2 separate regions of the Homo sapiens genome follow, and region 1 is linked to region 2. Evidence: read pairs that join two places in POLR2A ChIA-PET (ENCODE). Cell type or tissue: GM12878. All regions are shown on one strand. Each heading gives the region's core, and the rest is flanking DNA. Links, peaks and the distances in the headings are about the cores only. Region 1 has its middle 100 kb from the start of LINC03140. Region 2 overlaps JADE1 (jade family PHD finger 1).

Region 1 (2,917 bases), core at 303-2,802, 150 kb before region 2:
AAGCTAGCGAGACCACAAACCCACCAGGAGGAAGAAACTCCGAACACATCCGAACATCAGAAGGAACAAACGCCGGACACGCGGCCTTTAAGAACTGTTAACACTCACCGTGAGGGTCCGCGGCTTCATTCGTGAAGTCAGTGAGACCTAAAACCCACCAATTCCGGACACAATACCAGCTACTCAGGAGGCTGAGGCAGGATTATTGCTTGCACCGGGGAGGCAGAGGTTGCAGTGAGCCAAGATCGTGTGGTTGCACTCCAGACTGAGTGACAGAGCGAGACTCCGTCTCAAAAAAAAAAAAAAAAAATATATATATATATATATATATGTGTAGTATGTATATATATATAAAATAAAACTATTCCTTTTTTCTGTTTTCTTTTTTTTTTCGAGACAGAGTCTCGCTCTGTCACCCAGGCTGGAGTGCAGTGGCGCGATCTTGTCTCACTGCAACCTCCGCCTCCTGGGTTCATGCCAGTCTCCTGCCTCAGCCTCCCGAGTAGCTGGGACTACAGGTGCCCGCTATCGTGCCCAGCTAATTTTTTGTTTATTTTTAGTAGAGACGGGGTTTCACCATGTTAGCCAGGATGGTCTCGATCTCCTGACCTTGTGATATGCCTGCCTGGGCCTCCCAAAGTGCTGGGGTTACAGGCGTGAGCCACCGCGCCTGGCCTATCTCTGTTTTATTTTCATATCAATAATGGACATAGAAGTTTCCCAATCCCAAAATGGAACATGGTGTGATAGAATGCAGGCTAGTAAGAATGAATGAAACACCACTCTAAGAAGAAGCAACCTACTACTAGGTTTCCATATGGCTTAAATTATATTAGTTAAACTCTTTTTGTCTTAAATGGGTTGGATAAGAATTTGTGAATGCTCCTGATTCTTTTTTTTTTCCTCCTTTTTGGTTTGTTTGTATTACTATAAATATTTCTTTTCTTTTCTTTTCTTTTTTTTTGAGACGGAGTTTTGCTCTTGTTGCCCACGCTGGAGTGCAGTAGCGCAATCTCGGCTCACTGCAAGCTCCGCCTCCTAGGTTCAAGTGATTCTCCAGCCTCAGCCTCCCGAGTAGCTGGGATTACAGGTGTCTGTCACCACGCCTGGCTAATTTTTTGTATTTTTAGTAGAGACCGGGTTTCACCATGTTGGCGAGGCTGGTCACCAACTCCTGACCTCAGGTGATCCACCCGCCTCAGCCTCCCAAAGTGCTGGGATTACAAGCGTGAGCCACCGTGCCCGGCCACCATAAATATTCTTGTAAAGCAATTGTGACTTTTCTCATTGACCATGTTGTCTGGGGATTCATTCTAGAAAACTGCTGTTTAAATATTGTGTATTGGGTATGAATTATCCTGTATTGTTCATGACTCTGACTACATTGTCTTTCTTATTGGCAATGACTGTAAGCACCATTGTTAGTGAATTTGGCTAACAGCATTTGAAGCAGATGAGATTTTAGCTCACGCCTTGATAGCTGCATTGGCTCAGTCTAAGCTAAAGCCTTATTTTCATTAAAGGGAGCAGACATGCTGAGGAAGAAGGTGCTATTTTTACATAGGGACTTTTTCTACTGAAACCACATGAGAACACTATGCTGTTAAAATGATCTCAAGCATGCTGAGTTAGCTGAAGAAACAATATGCATGTTGCCAAAATCAAAGCAGTACTATTCTGAGCCTCCTCTCTAAGGTCCTCTAGCTCTCCTTGGTGGTCATGATGAAGGGAGTAGGAGAGGAGCTGGTGAGAATGTGTAAATTACAGGTAAGTGAAGGTCACTTCCAGTTACCTAGAAGAGATTATTCAAATTCTTGGTTATTTGGTTATTGACATCAACCACTGAGATATAAGAAGTTTTATTAATTATATATTTGCATGTCACTGACATTTGTTAAGTAATTGCTTTTATTCTATATATATATATTTAAAGTAAAACCAGCATAAAACAGTATTAAGACTAACTTTAAAAATGTCAGAAACAGGCCACGTGCAGTTGCTCACACCTGTAATCCCAGTACTCTGGGAGGCCAAGTTAGGGGGATCACGCCCACCCAGGAATTTCAAGCCAGCATGGGCAACAGAACAAGACTTTGTCTATTTTAAAAATAAAATATATTTTATAAAAACAAACAAAAAACCAAAAAAAGTTAGAAACAGAAAATTTTGGCAGAAGCCCTCCAACTCCAGTTAAAACAAACAAACAAACAAACAAACAAAAACTATTAGTCTTTCTCTTTTTCTTTCTCTTTTAGAGACAGAGTCTCACTCTGTCACCCAGGCTGGAGTACAGTGGTGTGATCGTAGCTCACTGCAGCCTCGAACTCCTGGACTCAAATGATCCTCCTGCCTCAGCCTAGGACTACAGGCACACGCCAGCACATCCGGCTACGTTTTTTGATTATTCGTTTGTTTGTTTGTTTGTAGGAACAGGGCCCTGCTATGTTGCCCAGGCTGGTCTTGAACTCCTAGCCTCAAGCAGTCCTCCCTCCTTGGCCTCCCAAGGTGTTGGGATTACAGGCATAAACCACCATGCCCATCCTAAATGCTATTATTATCAGAATTTGTCATGATTGCAGACTGCCATGATTAAATATTATTATTATTTAATAATAAATTTAATATAATAAATAAATATTAAATATATGACAGGTACTATCTTAAGCATTTTACAAAATTATTTCATTAGTTCTCACAATAATATTGCAAAACAGTTCTTATCTTCATTTACAGAAAACAGTGCTTCCTTTGTGCTCCTGATAATAACTGTCATGCTATAAATTATACTCAGGTAGAAAGTAACCGAGATGGGATTCAAGCATAAGTACAAATATATGAGTATCTATCTCCAAAGCCCGTGTTCTTTCACCAGGTCATGCAGCATCTCTGAGGATGACACATACAGTTAATAAGGAAA
Region 2 (2,917 bases), core at 251-2,750:
CAGAAGGGATCCAAGGAGAGAGTAATCTGCATATAATCTAAATAGGGGTTTGGGCCAGTGGGTAAAGCCTGTGTTTGCATTTCCTGAGGAGATGGTTCTCCGGCAGCTGCCACAGATGCTCAGTTGTCTTGGTGCATCTCTTCGTGCAGTGAGTGGAGTAGAGACACCAGAGGATTGTTAAGTAACTGGTCCAGCCAGGGTCTTTGGCCAGTGGCCTTTCCAGGCAGTGTTCTGTTTTTAATTTAACTTCCTAGGTAGTCTTCCTCTTTTTGGGCAAACTCCCAAATGCCCACTAACTAGCTCTTTTGTCTCTGTAGCTATTATGTTTCTCGTGGCAAGTGGACACTCCAGGCTCCGATAAGCTGGATAACTTTGCATCAGTTTTGAGGAAATGTAAACAGAATGTCAGGGTGAGCCGTGTCGACTGGATCCAGAGTTCTGAGGGCATCTATTGTAGCCACGCTGAGAGGCCTTGTTTCTGACCAGTCTGAGTTGGATTCAATCTCTGTCCCGTACTGCAAGGTCCCATTGCAGTGTTCCCTATACCTACCATCATGGTCCCCCTTCTCTGTTATGTCTTTTTTTTTGAAACAGAGTTTACTCTTGTCACCCAGGCTGGAGTGCAGTGGCACACGCTCAGCTCACTGCAACCTCCACCTCCTGGGTTCAAGTGATTTTCCTGCCTCAGCCTCCTGAGTAGCTGGGACTACAGGCATGCATCACCACGCCTGGCTAATTTTTGTGTTTTTTTTTTTTTTTTCAGTAGAGACGGGGTTTTCCCATGTTGGCCAGGCTTGTCTCGAACTCCAGGCTTCACATAGTGGCTCCTCTCTATCTATTGCATGCAGATAATATGCCTGCCTCGGCCTCCCAAAGTGCTGAGATTACAGGCATGAGCCACTGCACCTGGCCCTATGTTATGTTTATTTCATATTTGACTTGAGAGAATCTGTTCTCCAGAAATTACTGTAATCTTTAGAGACACACACATGAAACATTTAAGTCATGATGCAAGGCAGTAGTTGATTGAATACTGACAAAGACTCCTTTGACCAAAACTTTAGTCACGCTCCTCCGGTCCTCCGCGTGAATGGGCACTACCTTGGGCTTCTCTTTGTATTATTGTTGAATCCAGTTGAAGCAAAAATCCTGTTAAAATCAGTTTAGGGAAAATTCTTCACCTGGGTATCTGACCACTCTGTCCTATCTTATCCTGGCCTGTCTTCAAGAATAATCCTATCAAATTAGCCATAAACCCCTTATCCTTGATATTTCTGTTTAGTAGTCAGTCTCCTATCCACCGGCCCCACCCTCCTCCTTGGTTATAAATCTCCACCTCTTTTGGAATCTGAGTTGGGTTCAATCTCCATCCCCCTCTGCAAGATCCCATTGCAGTGTTCCCTGTACCTACCACCATGGTCCCCCTTGAGTAAAATCTGCTTTACCATTTCTAACAAGTGTCATGAGGAATTTTTTTCAGTGATACTATTAAGGTAACAGTGCATTGAAAAGCAAGGTGAAAAAGTTCTAAAAGAGGAAGAAAGTTGAACTGAGCAGTACAGAATATAAGTGTTTGGAGTTGGAGTGGTCAGTGGCTTTGAGCTGAGCCCCAGAAAAGTGGTGGGATTAGGATAGGGAGCAAGGAGCAACAGGAGCAGCATTAGCAGAGAATGAGAACTGAAAGTAAGCAGAGTGTTCAGGGAAGAAGCCTGGCCCAACCAATGCAAGCTCTGGGTTTTGGGGCTTGCTAGAACAGATGCCTGAGTAAAGCTGTGAGAAGTCAGAAAACTTCATTTTTGGCTGGACACTTTGGACTTAGACCTATTTGTAATGTGGAATGGAGGGAGAGATCTGCATATAGTATTTTGATGAGGTTGCCTCATGGGGTGTAGTTAATTTGTTGTTTTAATAATTGGAAGTGGGAAGAGATCATAGTTTGGAGAATAGGTGTTTAAAGCTTTCTAGGTACAAGTAGTTGAAGGGCAAACCCACAGGGCATATGGGGACTTCAGAGAGTCATAACATTATGAATCAGTAAACCTTGGCAATTGGCTATAAGGTGAGAATGGATGTGTATGAAGATGCTACCCAGAGTAATATGCTGTGTTACACATATGTTGGTAAGTACGGTGCTCTGCCCCAAACATGCCCCTTTTTCTGGCTACCTCCTCTTTGTTCTTCAGGACTCAGCTCAGTCTTACCAGCCTCCTCTGACTCTTATCCACCTTTTGTATTCCTGTAGAACTCCGCATTTACCACTGTCAGGCACAAACAGTAGTGAATTTCCGTTGTTTTCCTGTCTGCCCAACTAGGCCAGAAGCTCTGTGAGGTCAGGGTTAGTAATTTTCATCCAGCACCTCCTAATATATGAGATATTCAAATGTTTGTCGGCTGCATTATGTGCCATTATATCTTCTTGCTACTTTGGGGTGTTGTGAGTAGCCATTTTAATTGATTATTACTTATCCTACTACTGTCTAGATTAGTAATTAGCCATTGCCCTGAGAGTCAGGAAAGGTGATGATGCAGATGCTGGCTTTTAGTGGGGCAGATGTTTGCAGCATACAACCACTGTATTGTGTAGCTGAAAGATAGTAACATGTATTTTGATTTTCTGATACAGTAAGTCATCCTGGGTGAGATAAATCAGCTTGATGTCAAGGTTTAAGTACTTTAGAGCCACAGAGGAGGAAATTCTGCTGAGCACTAACCCCCATACTGTGCCAAGTTCCCTGGAGAAGCAAATACAGCACTCTCAAACCCTCATTACTCAAGATCTTCAGCGGATGAAAATGGATTTCATTAGAAAGAAAATACTATTTTTACTCTTCTTTTACTTGAATAATTTTGCTTAAGAGAGTATTTATGTGTGTTTAGGTGCATCATTGTATTTTGGCCAATGCTTGCGTTCTTTATT

Evidence for each region. Peaks named below come from ENCODE experiments on the same cell type or tissue, not always from the same donor. Only the 100,000 strongest peaks of a DNase experiment are listed, where the experiment ranks them.
Region 1: POLR2A ChIA-PET joins it to region 2 with 7 read pairs; 5 of 35 experiments call an interaction of 5 or more read pairs at or near these places.

Annotation. Positions count from the first base shown.
Region 1 is chr4:128,673,683-128,676,599 of GRCh38, forward strand. No RefSeq gene overlaps it. Among named protein-coding and RNA genes, the nearest start is that of LINC03140, 100 kb to the left of the region's middle. RefSeq lists enhancers at 1,360-1,619, 1,710-1,799. In GM12878, for the core only: a CTCF peak has its summit at 1,709; a DNase peak (open chromatin) is centred at 1,609; H3K27ac peaks cover 1,269 bases.
Region 2 is chr4:128,825,789-128,828,705 of GRCh38, forward strand. All of the region lies in intron 1 of JADE1 (jade family PHD finger 1), which reads left to right. Among named protein-coding and RNA genes, the nearest start is that of JADE1, 18 kb to the left of the region's middle. RefSeq lists an enhancer at 459-508. In GM12878, for the core only: no CTCF peak of the experiment used is centred there; no DNase peak of the experiment used is centred there; H3K4me3 peaks cover 1,713 bases; H3K27ac peaks cover 2,500 bases.